2 separate regions of the Homo sapiens genome follow, and region 2 is linked to region 1. Evidence: read pairs that join two places in POLR2A ChIA-PET (ENCODE). Cell type or tissue: CD4-positive, alpha-beta T cell. All regions are shown on one strand.

Evidence for each region. ChIA-PET counts read pairs that join two places held together with the same protein. Peaks named below come from ENCODE experiments on the same cell type or tissue, not always from the same donor. Only the 100,000 strongest peaks of a DNase experiment are listed, where the experiment ranks them.
Region 2: POLR2A ChIA-PET joins it to region 1 with 6 read pairs; 2 of 35 experiments call an interaction of 5 or more read pairs at or near these places.

What each region holds. Positions count from the first base shown.
Region 1 is chr12:111,581,194-111,589,193 of GRCh38, forward strand. The region is part of intron 1 of ATXN2 (ataxin 2); the gene reads right to left. It also overlaps the pseudogene IFITM3P5. Among named protein-coding and RNA genes, the nearest start is that of ATXN2, 14 kb to the right of the region's middle. In CD4-positive, alpha-beta T cell, no CTCF peak of the experiment used is centred here; no DNase peak of the experiment used is centred here.
Region 2 is chr12:111,995,759-112,003,758 of GRCh38, forward strand. All of the region lies in intron 3 of TMEM116 (transmembrane protein 116), which reads right to left. It also overlaps the pseudogene LOC724085. Among named protein-coding and RNA genes, the nearest start is that of TMEM116, 13 kb to the right of the region's middle. In CD4-positive, alpha-beta T cell, no CTCF peak of the experiment used is centred here; DNase peaks (open chromatin) are centred at 5,263 and 6,763; H3K4me3 peaks cover 3,351 bases; H3K27ac peaks cover 4,466 bases.

The DNA of each region.
Region 1 (8,000 bases):
CAGTTATGCAGCCAATGATGAGATACTCTGGTAAATAACCCTCTTGGTCTCAATTTCTTCACCCGTAAATAGAATGAGTACTAAAAAACCACCAGAGCCAGAGAAATCCAAACTACCAGGGAAAGGGAGGGGCCCACTGAGAACCACCCCAGCAACCCGACCACAGCTGGTCTTCCCTGGACACCATGAACCACAATGTCCAAACCTCTTCACTCCTGCCAACATCGGCCATCCCCCTAACTATGAGATGCTCAAGGAGGAGCAAGAGGTGGCTGTGCTGGGGGCACCCCACAACCCTGCTCCCCCAATGTCCACCGTGATCCCCATCCACAGCGAGAACTCCGTGCCCGACCATGTCGTCTGGTCCCTGTTCAACACCCACTTCATGAACTCCTGCTGCCTGGGCTTCATAGCATTGGCCTACTCCGTGAAGTCTAGGGACAAGAAGATGGTTGGCGACCTGATCAGGGCCCAGGCCTATGCCTTTACCGCCAAGTGCCTGAACATCTGGGCCCTGATTGTGCGCATCATTACGACCATTCTGCTCAGCATCATCCCAGTGTTGATCTTTCAAGTCTATCAACAGATCAGGAGGCATTATCTAGGCCAGGAGCTCTGCCCGTGATCTGATTCCCATGTACTCCATCCACCCTCCATTCCTCGCCCTGCCCCCAGAGCCAAGTTCTCTATCAGCCGTTTATCCTCACACACTTTTCTACAATGGCATTCAATAAACTGCACGTGTTTCTGGTTTAAAAAAAAAAAAAAAACACCAGAGCCATTCCAACTCCAAATGCGTTTGACTCTACATTGTTGAACATCTACTATGTGCCAAGAACAGAACATAAGAAGAATTTAGGCTGGGTGTGCTGCCTCATGGCCTTAATTTCAATACTTTGGGAGGCCAAGGCAAGAGGAGTACTTGAGGGCAGAAGTTCAAAACCAGCCCGGGTAACAGTGAGACTGTCTCTACAAAAATTTTTTTAAATTGTAGGGCGCAGACACTTTGGGAGGCGAAGGCGGGCAGATCACTTGAGCTCAGGAGTTTGAGACCAACCTGGGCAACATGGTAAGACCCTGTCACTACTAAAAATACAAAAAATTAACCAGGCATGATGGCACACACATGTGGTCCCAAGCTACTCAGGAGGCTGAGGCAGAACTGCTTGAACTCGGGAGGTGGAGGTTAGAGTGAGCAGAAATTGCACCACGCACTGCAGCCTGGGTGACAAAGCGAGACGGTGTCTCAAAAAAAAAAAAAGAACTGCAGGGTGTGATGTTGCATGTGCCTGTGGTCCCAGCTACTCAGGAGGCTGAGGTGGGAGGATCACTTGAACCCAGGAGTTAAAGGCTGCAATAAGCCATGATCACAATACTGTACTCCAACCTGGGCAATACAGCAAGATCCCATCTCAAAAAATAAATACATAAAAACAGAAAATATTAAGACTTTAGTATCTCAGTTTTTTTGTTTGTTTGTTTGTTTGTTTGAGACGGAGTCTCGCTCTGTCGCCCAGCAGGCTGGAGTGCAGTGGCACCATCTCCGCTCACTGCAAGCTCTGCCTCCCGGGTTCACGCCATTCTCCTGCCTCAGCCTCCCAAGTAGCTGGGATTACAGGCGCCCGCCACCACGCCTGGCTAATTTTTTGTATTTTTAGTAGAGACAGGGTTTCCCCATGTTAGGCAGGACGGTCTCGATCTCCTGACCTCGTGATCCACCCGCCTCGGCCTTCCAAAGTGCTGGGATTACAGGCACGAGCCACCGCGCCCGGCCAGTATCTCAGTTTTTTTTTTTGTTTGTTTTTTTTTTTTTTTTGGAGACAGAGTCTCGTTCTGTCGCCCAGGCTGGAGTGCAGTGGCACAATCTTGGCTCACTGCAACCTCCACCTCCTGGGTTCAAGCGATTCCCCTGCCTCAGCCTCTCGAGTAGCTGGGACTACAGATGCGCACCACCATGCCCAGCTAATTTTTTCTATTTTAGTAGAGATGAGGTTTCACAATGTTGCCCAGGTTGGTCTCGATCTCCTGACCTCGTGATCCACCCGCCTCAGCCTCCCAAAGTGCTGGGATTATAGGCGTGAGCCACCGCGCCCAGCCAAGGAAGATATTCTTTCTCTTTTAATAGGTAAATAAACTAAGCCTGAGAGTGGCTGAGTAACTTGCCCATTCAAACATGTGACCAAGCAGTTAAGTGCCAACCATTCAAGAAATAGGGATACAATCAATAGTGAACAAAACAAAGTTCCTGCTTTCATAGAGCTTAAATTTTAGTTACTGAAGAGTGAACCATGGCCAGGCACGGTAGATCATGCCTGTAATCCCAGCACGTTGGGAGGCCCAGGTGGGCGGACCACCTGAGGTCAGGAGTTCAAGACCAGCCTGAACAACATGGCGAAAACCCCGTCTCTACTAAAAATATAAAAATTAGCTGGGCATGGTGGTGGGTGCCTGTAATCCCAACTATTCAGGAGGCTGAGGCAGGAGAATCACTTGAACACAGGAGGTGGAGGTTGCAGTGAGCCAAGATCGCACCATTGCACTCCAGCCTGGGCAACACAGCAAGACTCCGACTCAAAAAAAAAAAAAAAAAAAAAAAACAGTGAACCATGATTCCAGCTTAGACTGGAGTTGCCAGATAAAATACAAGATGCTCAGTTAAATTTCAACTTTAGATAAATAACTTTTTTCTATGCAATTTAATACACAATTATACTAAAAAACTGGTCAATGTTCATCAAAAATTCAAATTTAACTGAGTGTCCTGTATTTCTATTTGCCAAATCTGACAACCCTAGCTTAGATATAACCTCAAAACTCTTTCTCAATCCTTTTACTGCGTTTCTCTGGCTCTAAAGCAGTAACTTTTTTGACTATATCAATAAAAAATTACTTAAAAAAAAATTTTTGGCTAGGCACGGTGGCTCATCCCTGTAATCCCAGCATTTCTGGACACCAAGGTGGGTGGATCATCTGAGCTCCAGAGTTCAAGACTAGCCTGAACAACATGGCAAAACCTCATCTCTTCAAAAAATACAAAAATTAGCCAGGCATGGTAGCGTGCTCCTGTACTCCCAGCTACTCAGGAGGCTGAGGTGGGAGGATCGCTTGAGCCCAGGAAACAGAGGTTGCAGTGAGCCGAGACTGCACCACTACATTCTAGCCTTGGTGACAGAGACCCTGTCTCAAAAAAAAAAAAAAAAAAAAAAAAAAAAAAAAAATTCATTGAACTGTTGCTGCTCGTGGCAGAGCAGGACTAGTCCATAGGCAATGTGCCCAGAGTTGGCCAAAAATTACATTTTGAATTACAATGCGGTATATATACATTAACTCAAACCAAAGCTTAAAACAATTCTTGGCAGCTGGGTGCAGTGGCTCACACCTGTAATCCCAGCACTTTGGGAGTCGAGGTGGGCAGATTACGAGGTCAAGAGATCAAGACTATCCTGGCCAACATGGTGAAACCCCATCTCTACTAAAAATACAAAAATTAGGCCGGGCACAGGGGTTCATGCCTGTATCCCCAGCACTTTGGGAGGCCGAGGCAAGTGGATCACCTGAGGTCAGGAGTTCAAGACCAGCCTGACCAACATGGAGAAACCCCATCTCTACTAAAACTAAATACAAAATTAGCCAGGCATGGTGGAGCATGTCTGTAATCCCAGCTACTCAGGAGGCTGAGGTAGGAGAATCACTTGAACCCGGGAGGCAGATCGGGCCATTGCACTCCAGCCTCGGCAACTAAGAGCGAAACTCCATCTCAAAAACAATTATTTCAATAATGCAATGCATCCTAACACTTCTTATTCTTTTTCATTTTTCTAAAAATGCTTGTCATAATCCACTAATGTGTTTCACAATCTACTAAGGGGTCATGATCTGCAGATTGAAAAATACTTCTTTGGGAGATATAAAAAATCATTTAACCTGGTGTTATGAGTCACCATTATGAGCACATTAACTAACTACACTGTGCTATAAAACAGTAATGCCCTTAGGGCCTAAGATATACAGCTATAAACTTACAGTCAAAACTCCCAGGCCGGGAGTGGTGGCTCACGCCTGTAATCCCGGCACTTTGGGAGGCCTAGGCAGGTGGATCATCTGAGGTCAGGAGTTCAAGACCGGCCTGGCCAATATGGCAAAACCCCATCTCTACTAAAAATACAAAAATTATCCGGGTGTGGTGGCGGGCACCCGTAATCCCAGCTACTCAGGAGTCAGAGGCAGGAAAATCGCTAGAAGCTGGGAGGCAGAGGTTGCAGTGGGCCAAGATTGTACCATTGCACTCCAGCCTGGGCAACAGAACAAGATTCTATGTCAAAAAAAAAAAGCCAGGTGCGGTGGCTCACGCCTGTGGTCCCGGCACTTTGGGAGGCTGAAGCAGGCGGATCACCTGAGGTCAGGAGTTCGAGACCAGCCTGGCCAAAATGGGGAAACCCCGTCTCTACTAAAAATACAAAAATTAACCCGGTGTGTGACCAATATCTGTACTCCCAGCTACTCAGGAGTCAGGCAGGAGAACTGCTTGAACCTGGGAGGCGGAACTACAGTGAGCAGAGATGGCGCCATTGCACTCCAGCCTGGGTGACAAGAGCAAAACTCCATCTCAAAAAAAAAAAAAAAAAAAAAAAAAAAAACCTCCCAGAATGGTATACTTGTTGAGCTCTTGTGTCTGTTTTTTAGTAGTTCCCATTTTAGTAGTTCCCAGGCTCTTTGCTTTGTTTTTTTGAGATAAGGTCTCATTTTAACGCCCAGGCTGGAGTGCAGTGGTGCAATCATGGCTCACCTCGACATCCAGACTTAAGTGAACCACCTGCCTCAGCCTCCCAAGTAGCTGAGACTACAGAAGTGCACGACCATGACTGGCTAAATTTTTTGTATTAATATTTTTTGTTGAGATGGGGTTTCCCTGTGTTGCCCAGGCTGGACTTGAACTCCTGGGCTCAGGTAATCTGCCTGCTTCAGCCTCCCAAAGTGTTGGGATTACAGGTGTGAGCCACCATGCCCAGCCACCAGTCTTCCAAACTTTTTTTTTTTTTTTGAGACAGAGTCTCACTCTGCTCTGTGGCCCAGGCTGGGGCACAGTGGCACAATCTGAGCTCACTGCAACCTTCACCTCCCGGGTTCAAGCGATTCTCCTGCCTCAGCCTCCCAAGTAGCTGGGATTACAGGCGCCCGCCCAGCCCCAAGTCTGGTTTTTTTTTTTTTTTTTTTTTTTTAGACGGAGTCTCCCTCTGTCGTCAGTGCAGTGGCCCGATCTCGGCTCACTGCAACCTCTGCCTCCCGGGTTCAAGCAATTCTCCTGCCTCAGCCTCCCGAGTAGCTGGGACTACAGGCACACATCACCACGCCCATTTAATTTTTTTGTATTTTTAGTAGAGATGGGGTTTCACCCTGTTGGCCAGAATGGTCTCAATCTCTTGACCTTGTAATCCGCCCTCCTCAACCTCCCAAAGTGCTGGGATTACAGGGGTGAGCCACCACGCCCGGCCCTTTTTCTGTTTTTCAGTAGAGACAGGGTTTCACCATGTTGGCCAGACTGGTCTCGAACTCCTGACCTCAAGTGATCCACCCTCCTTGGCCTCCCAAAGTGCTGGGATTACAAGCGTGAGCCACCGCACCCAGCTAAGTCTTTCAACTTTCTATCACGCTACTGTTATTTCTCATTGCTGTTAATATATCTGCCTCTGAAAACATTGCTTTTCTACTTGCTGCCAATATGTACATCAGAAAAGAAAGCTAGATAGAATCATGTGTAAAGTAAAAGTTCTCAAAGAGGCCATAAAGAACTCTCCAGACCAGAGGCTAAAGCAGGAGGACAGTTTAAGCCCAGAAGTTGGAGGCCAGCCTGGGCAACATAACAAGACCCCCATTTCTACCAAAAAAAAAAAAAAAAAAAAGAACTCCCCTTTCTAAAATCTGCTCAAGCTTCAGTGAAAAGACATTTAGTCTTCAATTCCTGATTTCGAAATGTGTTTCAGGAATGAAAATAGTTAACTGCACAAAGTCCACAGCAAATGTTTATAAACCCGAAAAGAAAAATGCAGTACTTGTTTCAAAACCCGCCCTTTATAAAAAACTAAAATTATAATCAAGATTAATTCCACTTAGAAAAATTATTAAGAATATTTTAACATGACTTTAAAAAGCAATATGAAAAACGTCAATGAAAAATATTTGACCTGGCCAGCCACGGTGCCTCACACATGTAATTAAAGCACTTTGGGAAAACTAGGTGGGTGGATCATTTGAATTTAAGAGTTTGAGACCAGCCTGGGCAACATGGCTAAACCCTGTCTCTACAAAATATACAAAAGCCAGGCATGGTGGCATACACCTGTAGTTCCAGCTACTCGGGAGACTGAGGTAGGAGGACTGCTTGAGCCCAGGATGTTGAGGCTGCAGTGAGCCATGACCATACCACTATACTCCAACCTGGCCAACAGGGTAAGACTCAGTCTCAAAAAAAAGGAAATTTAAAAAAAAACTGATCATTGGCAACACTGTTCAATAAAGCCTCTCAAGGCAATGGTTTCAGGAGACCAACATTCTAAAGTTCTGATACAGTTAATAAAAATAAACCACGTTCACTTATATTGCCGACAAGCCTCATACCACAACTAATGAGTTTTACAAAGACTTCATTATAGAATGAAATTTTATTACATTCCCAAAATGTAGTTAGCTATTAATCATGGCACGAAACTGACATTTTCGGGCTGGACACAGTGGCTCACACCTGTAACACCAGCATGTTAGGAGGCCTAAGTGGGGTGGATCACTCGAGGCCATGAGTTCAAGATCAACATGGCAAAACTCCACATCTACTGAAAATACAAAAAAACTAGGCAGGCACTGTGGGGCGCACCAGTAGTTCCAACTACTTGGGAGGCTGAGGTGGGAGGATGGCTTGAACCCGGGAGACAGAGGTTGCAGTGAGCCGTATTTGCAACACTGCACTCCAGCCTTAGCAACAGAGCCAGATCCTATCACAAAAATAAATAAATAAATAAATAAATAAATAAATAAAACAAATTGACATTGTAAAGTCACTTGACACAACTTCAGGGTTAAAATTACAAGCAATCTATGTAAGAATCTTTAAATGTTAATGAGAATTTCAAATTTTCACATGAATGCAAACACAAATAATTACCAGCAAATAAAAAGTTAAGGTTGCCAGGCATGGGAGGCCAAGGCAGGTGGATCACTTGAGGCCAGAAGTTCCAGACCAGCCTGGCCAATATGGTGAAACCCCATCTCTACTAAAATACAAAAATTAGCCAGGCGAGATGGTGCGTGCCTGCAGTCCCAGCTACTCAGGAGGCTGAGGCAGAAAAATCGCTTTAACCTGGGAGGCAGAGGTTGCAATGAGCCGAGATCGCACCACTGCACTCCAGCCTAGGTGACAGAGCGAGACTCCGTCTCGGAAAAAAAAGAAAAAAAAAAAGTTAAGGTTAACAGCTGTGACAAGTTTTCATAAACAACCCAGACTCATAAAAAAAATACCAAACCAGGCCGGACGCGGTGGCTCATGCCTATAATCCCAGCACTTTGGGAAGCCGAGGCGGGCAGATCAAGAGGTCGGGAGATTGAGACAATCCTGGCTAACACAGTGAAACCCCATCTCTACTTAAAATGCATAAAAAAAATTAGCCGGGCATGGTGGCGGGCGCATGTAGTCCCAGCTACTCGGGAGGCTGAGGCAGGAGAATGGCATGAACCTGGGAGGTGGAGCTTGCAGTGAGCTGAGATTGTGTCACCGCACTCTAGCCTGGGCGACAGAGCGAGATTTCTCAAAAAAAAAAAAAAAAAAAAAAAAAAAAAAAAACTAAACCAAACTGGTCACGGTGGCTCACACCTGTAATCCCAGCACTTTGGGAGGACGAGGCGGGTGGATCATCTAAGGTCAGGAGTTCGAGACCAGCCTGGCCAACATGATGAAACCCCATCTCTACTAAAAATACAAAAATTAGCCAGGCATGGTGGCACACAGCTGT
Region 2 (8,000 bases), 410 kb after region 1:
GTGACTATATGACTATAATCCTAACATTTTGGGAGGCCGAGGCAGGAGGACTGCTTGAGCCCAGGAGTTCAAGACCAGACTGGGAAACATGGTGAGACTCCATCTCTACAAATAAAATAAAAAATAAAAAAATTAGCTGGGCATGGTGACACACACTTGTGGTCTCAGCTACTTGGGAGTCTGAGGCAGGAGGATCACTTGAGCCCAGGAGGTCAAGGCTGCAGTGAGCCATGATTGCATCACTGCACTTCAGCCAGGGAAACAGAACAAGACCCTGTCTCAAAAAAAAAAAAAAAAAAAAAAATCTATTCCAAGTAGTTTAAAGACCTAAATGTGAAAGGACAAAAACTGTAAACCTTTTTTTTACATTCTATAGGAGAATGTCTTCAATTTTTGTTTAGGGAAAATTTTCCTAAACAAAACACAAAAAGTACTAAAAGAAATAATGAAAAAAATCAACCACATTAAAATGAAAAATTGAGTCTGTGTCAAGACACCATAAAGAAAGTAAAAAGACATACCACAAAATAGAAGATATTTGTAACACATATAACTGACAAAGGATCCAAACTGTGTTTTAAAAAAATTACTAAGTAGTAAGAAAAACTCAACAGAAAAACAGGCAAAAATATTTAACAAAAGAGGAAATCCAAATGGCCATAAACATATGCAAATATGCCCTACTTTATTAGTAATAAAGGAAATGAAAAATTAAAACCACAATAAGAAAATAATTACACACCCATGGCAAAAATTTTAAGTCTGATAACAGCAAGTATTAACGGGAACAAAAAGCAACAGGACACTTTATACACTGCTGGCACAACCAGTTGGAAAAGAGTTTGACATTAATTTAGGGGCAGTGGAAATCCTATGACAATTCTGATATTGGGCAAATATACTAGATAAGCTTATGCATTTGCGCACCAGAAAACATGTACAAGAATGCTTATAGCAGCATAATGTACAAGAATGCTTATACAATAATGCTTATGTACAAGAAAACATGTACAAGAATGCTTATAGCAGCATAAGCAGGTAAATAAATTTTAGTATATTCATACTACAGAATACCAGACATCAATGAAAATGAAATGAACTCATGCTCTATACAACGTGGATACATCTCACAAATAATATTGAGGGATAAAAGCAATTCATAAAACAATACGTACAAAAATACATATAGCATTATTCCAATTATATCAAGTTCAAAAACAAGCAAAACCAAATTGTTTAAACATACATACATTTCTGGTAAACCGTACATAAGAGTAAAAAAATGCTTATCACAAAAATCTGGATACTGATTATCTCTAGAGGTGAGAGGGAGAGCTGTGATTGGGAAGAACCTCAATAGGTATATGTCTGGAAGTACAGGTAATGTTCCATTTCTTGTCACTAGTGTTTGTTTATAATCATTCTTTAAATAGTACATACATGTTTCATGCATTCTAGTTCATGTCTGGTATATCTCACAATAAAAAAATACATTTACAAATTTTAAAGTCCTGGCCAAGCACTGTGGCTCAAGCCTGTAATGCCAGCACTTTGTGAGGCTGAGGCGGGAAGACTGAATGAAGCCAGGAGTTCCAGGCCAGCCTTGGCAACATAACAAGACCCCTGTCTCTACAAAATTAAAAATTAAAAAAAATAGCTGGCTATAGTGGCGTGCACCTGTAGTCCCAGCTATTCAGGAAGCTGAGGTGGCAGGATTGCTTGGGCCTAGCAGTTTGAGGCTACAGTAGGCTATGATCCTGTACTATGGCCTGAGTGGCACAGCAAAATCCTGTTATCTAAAAAAAAACAAAAACAAACAAACAAAAAAAACAAACAGAACAGATATTACCTAATATGAGAACTAATCTCCCCACATGTACAAAACAGAATTTTTCTCATCTCTTTCTCCCAAGCCCACCTATACAAGAGGATTTTTCTCATATATTTCTCCCAAACCAGAAAAAGAGGTAAGATGCTAATTAATATCTTGTTAATAGGGTTAGATGGTCAAGTTGCCTTGGCTAACAGAAACATAAAAAAGTGAAATAATATGTAATAAAACATTTAAAAGTATAAAGTATTTAATAAATATCAGCTATTATGTTAACCACATATGGCCTTTTCTCTGGGTAAGCTTGCTAAAATTCCAGTTGGATGGCACAGTCATAGATTCTACTGGCTTATGACCTATCATAAGTTTATAACTGTTAAGAGATTTAAAAATGTGAAATGGTGAAGTCAAGAAATATATAAAGAAAAATCTCTAAATTTAAAATGTTTTATTTGGGAAGCAAGAATTGCATTTCAGGGCATACACACAGACTGCGTGGTCTTGGACATGTCTGAAGAACAAAGAGATGACTGGGAGTTTTATTAGAAGGGAAATAGTACATGTTGTTTTGAAAGCAAGCTCACTGGCACCAAAGAAAGTTTTGGGAGTCGGCAAACTCTGATTAGTGAGTGACCGTGGTATGTAAAACTAGTCCTAAGAGACAGGGCAAGTCATTTTGGCAACTACAAGATCAAACTGGTCTCAGGGTTACATTGGACTATTTTAGTAGCTGGGCTTGTGAAAATATTAATTATTGGAGCAGGTGCTATGTGCTCTGAGAGCTTGTTCCCCTTGGCTTCTCGACTCCAATTTAGTTGGGTATGACAAGAATGATCCAATATGTATAATCAACTTTCACATAAATAATCCCTGGAGAAGAAAAGCAGCCATGCAGCTTTTGTGAGCAATAACATTCTGATCATTAATTCAAGAAATAGCCCTATGAGGCTGGGCGCAGTGGCTCATGCCTGTAATCCCCAGCACTTTGGGAGGCCGAGGCGAGCAGATCACCTGAGGTCAGGAGTTTGAGACCAGCCTGACCAATATGGTGAAACCCTGTCTCTACTAAAAATACAAAAAAATTAGCCAGGCATGGTGGCATATGCCTGTAGTCCCAGCTACTTGGGAGGCTGAGGCAGAAGAATCACTTGAATCCAGGAGATGGAGGTTGCAGTGAGCTGAGATCACACCACTGCACTCCAGCCTGAATGACAAAGCGAGACTCTCAGGAAAGGCAAAGGGGGAAAGGGGGAAAGGAAAGGAAAGGACCCTATGTATAGGGAGATGTTAAAACATATCAGAAGTCTTTGGCAGGGCAAAGGAGGACAAAACGAGGTGAGGTTTGCTTGCACTCAATTCTAATAACAGGAGATAAAGTTCAATCAATTATACAACAAAAATTAACTGAGTACCTATTATTGAAATCAAGAAAAATTCTACCCCTCCTATGTATAACAAGGCATTATTTTGAAGGAAATACAAAGAAATGTATAATATAGGTCATGCTCTTAAGAAAAATACAACCAGCCTAGTGCCTGGTAATAAAGAAAACCCAAAAAAGCATAAGATATGATCCTAAACATGAAAGCAAAAACTCTTAAAAAAAAACCCACATATATATACATTTGTATTTGTCCTTTTTTTTTACTTAGAAATTCAACTTTATTTACAAATGTTCTTCTATTTACAAAGAGGCCATTCTAGCTCTTTAAAAATATTGTAACTTGGCCGGGCGCGGTGACTCACGCCTGTAATCCCAGCACTTTGGGAGGCCAAGGCGGGTGGATCACGAGGTCAGGAGTTCAACACCAGCTTGACCAACATGGTGAAACCCCATTTCTACTAAAAATACAAAAATTAGCTGGGCATGCTGGCGCATGCCTGTAATCCCAGCTACTCGGGAGGCTGAGCCAGAATTGCTTGAACCGAGACCCTGGTGACAGAGGTTGCAGTGAGCTGAGACTGCACCACTGCACTCCAGCTTGGGCTACAGAGCGAGACTCCATCTCAAAAAAAAAATAAAATAAATTATATATACATATATATACACATGTATATAGTAACTAATAATTTTCACAAAAACCATTTACATTGTTTCAAACTTTCTGTTTAAAACTGTACTATGAGATGAGCAAACAATCCCACAAGATGATTTGAGACATAAAAAAATAAATAAAAGACAACCTATCCAGCATGAATGTCCTATTGACAAACACAATGAAGAATTAAGAATCACAACCCACAGTGTGCCACTTCACCAAGAAATGGAACTGTAAAGATTTTGGGGGAGGTAAATGCTTCACAACAGTCTTCTTGTGTAGTATAGTTTAATTGTGACTGTTTAGGACTGCTCTTGCAGGCTAATATTTATGCTGCTTTTTTTTGTTTAAAGTCATCACTGTAGAAAGGGTAGACTTTTGTAGATTTTTCTAACAATGAAAATATGTAGACACTGGTCTGGTCTCATCATTTAGTCCAATTAATAAAATAATAAATGCATTAAAAAAGTAAAACAAAATCATCATGTGACTAACACAATTCTCCTTGATATATCAGAGAGTATTACTCCTCAATAGTGTCTATAAATTTGAATTATTCATAGATGAAACAATATACAAACAAAATAATTAACCAAGGAGTTCAAAATAAAATCACTCAAATTACCTATTTATCATTTTATGTGTAGCAATTACTTTTTTAAAATCCTTTAAATTTTATCTAGAGATAAGCATTCACATCATGGCTAAGTCCCAAAGAACTTCAAAACTTTTTAAAAAAATTCATCCCTCAGAAATGAGAGATAGAAAAATAACTTTAAAAACAGAAACAACAGTCTTATGCACTCTTTTAACAATCTCAGCACAGAGCGAGCTACTATTAACAGTAAGCAAATATTCCAGTCCTGGAGAGTTACTGCCTCTCATGATCTGATTTTTTTTTCTTTTTTTTTTTTTTGAAATAGGGTCTCACTTTGTCACACAGGCTGGAGTGCAGTGGCCCGATCTTGGCTTACTGCAGTCTTACTTACTTACTTCCTGAGCCTCCCAGGCTCAAGTGATCCTCCCATCTCAGCCTTTATTCCAATAATGACCTAAATAATAACTTCTGCTAGCATCTCTTCTGAGTCTCCATTTCCTCTCCTGATATTCATCCAAATAATAAAAGTAACACAATTGCAATTGAGTTTACTATTATCAATGGCATTCTCATCACAGTTGTTACAGATTGAATACGGTTCATTAGCTGAGATTTAATTCCTGGCTCCTCCCCGAATCCACCAATTCTCTGGTCTATTCTCCAGCCAATGTTCTTGAGGAATTTCTCTTTGTGCAGCATGGCGATGGCACTGACACAGAGCAGGGCTGCCTGCAGCAGTCAGTACAAGGTAAAGGCCATGACCATCCAAGCTCCCGTGAGGTCCAACTGATTCCTCTCTGCTGCCACAAGGGACTTGGCGCCACCACGGCTGGTGCTTTCCTCTCTATCTGTCTTTAATTTAAACCACGGGCAGAATAACCAAGAGCTCTCCCTACTCAAGAGCATCTCTATTTTGTTTTAATTATAAATAGTAAGAAAAAAGAGTCACGTCCTAAGCCAAATTAGACCTTAACACCTTATATCTTTATAAAGTCCCAACCCACTGTTATGCCAGAAAGTCACCTTGGACAGTAGTTTTCAAACAAGAACAATTTTGCCCCAATCCCACCCTCACAGGGACATTCAGCAATTTTTTTATTTTTAAGAGATGGGGTCCTGTTCTGTCACCCAGGCTGGAGTGCAGTGATATGATCATAGCTCACTGCAGCCTTGAACTCCTGTGCTCAAGCAATCCCCACCTCAGCCTCCTGGGTAGCTAGAACTATAGGCACCTGCCACTACACCTGGACCATTTGGCATTGTTTGAAGAAATTTTTGGTTGTCACAACTAAAGAACAGAGGGTTTACTACTAGTATCCAGCTGGTAAAGGCTGCCAAACGTCCTAATGTACAGGACTACAAATAATTATCTAGCCCCAAATCTCAATAAAGCTGAGGTTGAGAAACCCTGCTTTCAGAGATAAAGCTTAGCTCTCTCTGTGTGTAAGTCATACTTTATTAACTTAATCACATCTGAACTCAAATTCCAGCAAAGGAAATAAACATTAGGAAAATCTGAATCACAAGATGTTTGACTTAAAATTACTTTGGCAGGCAATGACAATACAGTAGCAAGACTTTTACTTTCCAGTTTGACTTACACAGTCACAATCTACCACTGAAACTTCAAAATCCATTTTCATTGGACATTATATTTTGGTGGTTTAAAAGTGTATGGTGGAGAGGCTCTGGAACAAGACAAGGCTGCATTCAAATTCCAGCTCCAACACTTACTAGCTGTAAGAACTTAGGAAAGTCCCCTAACCTTACCAGGATTCAGTTTCCTTGTCTGCAATATCAGACTAATAATATCCATCTCAAAGTTTTTTAAGGATTAAATGAAAAATACACTGAAAGCACTGAGCAAATCTATCTAGAATAAATACTAAAAATTTTGTTTAGTTTGGAGAGCAATTATAATTAAGAGTATTGACTTTTAAAAATCCTTGCTCTTGGCCAGGCATGGTGGCTCACACCTATAATCCCAGCACTTTGGGAGGTCCAGGCAGGTGGATCAGGAGATCAGGAGTTCAAGATCAACCAGGCCAAGATGGTGAAACCCTGGCTGAGGCAGGAGAATTGCTTGAACCCAGGAGGCAAAGGTTGCAGTGAGCCGAGATTGCACCATCACACTCCAGCCTGGGCAACAAGAGCGAAACTCTGTCTCAAAAAAAAAAAAAAAAAAAAAATTAGCTGGATGCGGTGGCAGTTACCTGTAATCCCAGCTACTTGGGAGGCTGAGGCAGGAGAATCACTTGAACCTGGGCGGCAGACATTGTAGTGAGCCAAGATCGTGCCACTGCACTCCAGCCTCGGCGACACAGTGAGACTCCATCTCAAAAAAAAAAAAAAGAAAAAAAGAAAAAAGCAAAAAACCCCTGCTCTTCTATTTACTGTGTAACTTGAACAAATTATTTCCTGACTTTGAACCACAATTTCCTCTTTTGTGAAATGGGCCTAATACTATCCCTCTTATAGATTGATGAGGACCAATGAGATAAAGTATGTAAAGCACTCAGCATAGTTGGAAAATAGTAAGTGTTCAACATACAGAAGTTATTTTTATTATTAAAGTGGGCCCAATAAAACCCAATGGCATTTTCCACATATAAAAGCTCTCCCATACATGTCCTGACCTATGCTTTGTCTAATTTTGTGCTATTTGGTCTGGTTAAAGAATAGTTGTTATATTTCTCTTAAGATCTGTTTACTAAGCTAGAAAATACATCACTCTCCCTAGTACTCTGTTAATCAGGAAGGTTTTTAATTTGATCTTTTTGGTATGAATAGTTTAAATGTATTTTTACTCTGTTTTCACCATAAAATTGCAATTGCCTAGAAGGCCAGAGAAGCAAAATAAGTATGTTTCATATAGCAAAGTTTTTAAACTATCTCCTAGTCCCAGTAGCAATTTTACTAAAGTATCAAAATCAGAGAACTCACCTCTAGGCAAGCTCCTGCTATGCTTAGAGTGAATATTGGATTCAGACAACATTCTGTTTCCTTAGCCTTAGCAATTAATGCATACCAAAGAAATCCACATTTAATAGTTAATCTCAGGGCTGGGCGCGGTGGCTCACGCCTGTAATCCCAGCACTTTGGGAGGCCAAGGCAGGCGGATCATGAGATCAGGAGATCGAGACCATCCTGGCTAACACGGTGAAACCCTGTCTCTACCAAAAATACAAAAAATTAGCCGGACGTGGTGGCGGGTGCCTGTAGTCCCAGCTACTCGGGAGGCTGAGGCAGGAGAATGGCGTGAACTCGGGAGGTGGAGCTTGCAGTGAGCCGAGATCGCACCACTGCACTCCAGCCTGGGTGACAGAGCAAGACTCCGTCTCAAAAAAAAAAAAAAAATAGTTAATCTCTCAGAATTCAAAGTTATAGCTAAAATAATTACCTAGAAGAAAAGGGAGCCCTACTGACCATGCCAAAAATATCTCATTGTATCATCATGACAAATTTAAAAGTAATTCATAGAATTATTTCACCACTTACAGGTAACATCTGTTATTTGTTTCAGAGACTAGGT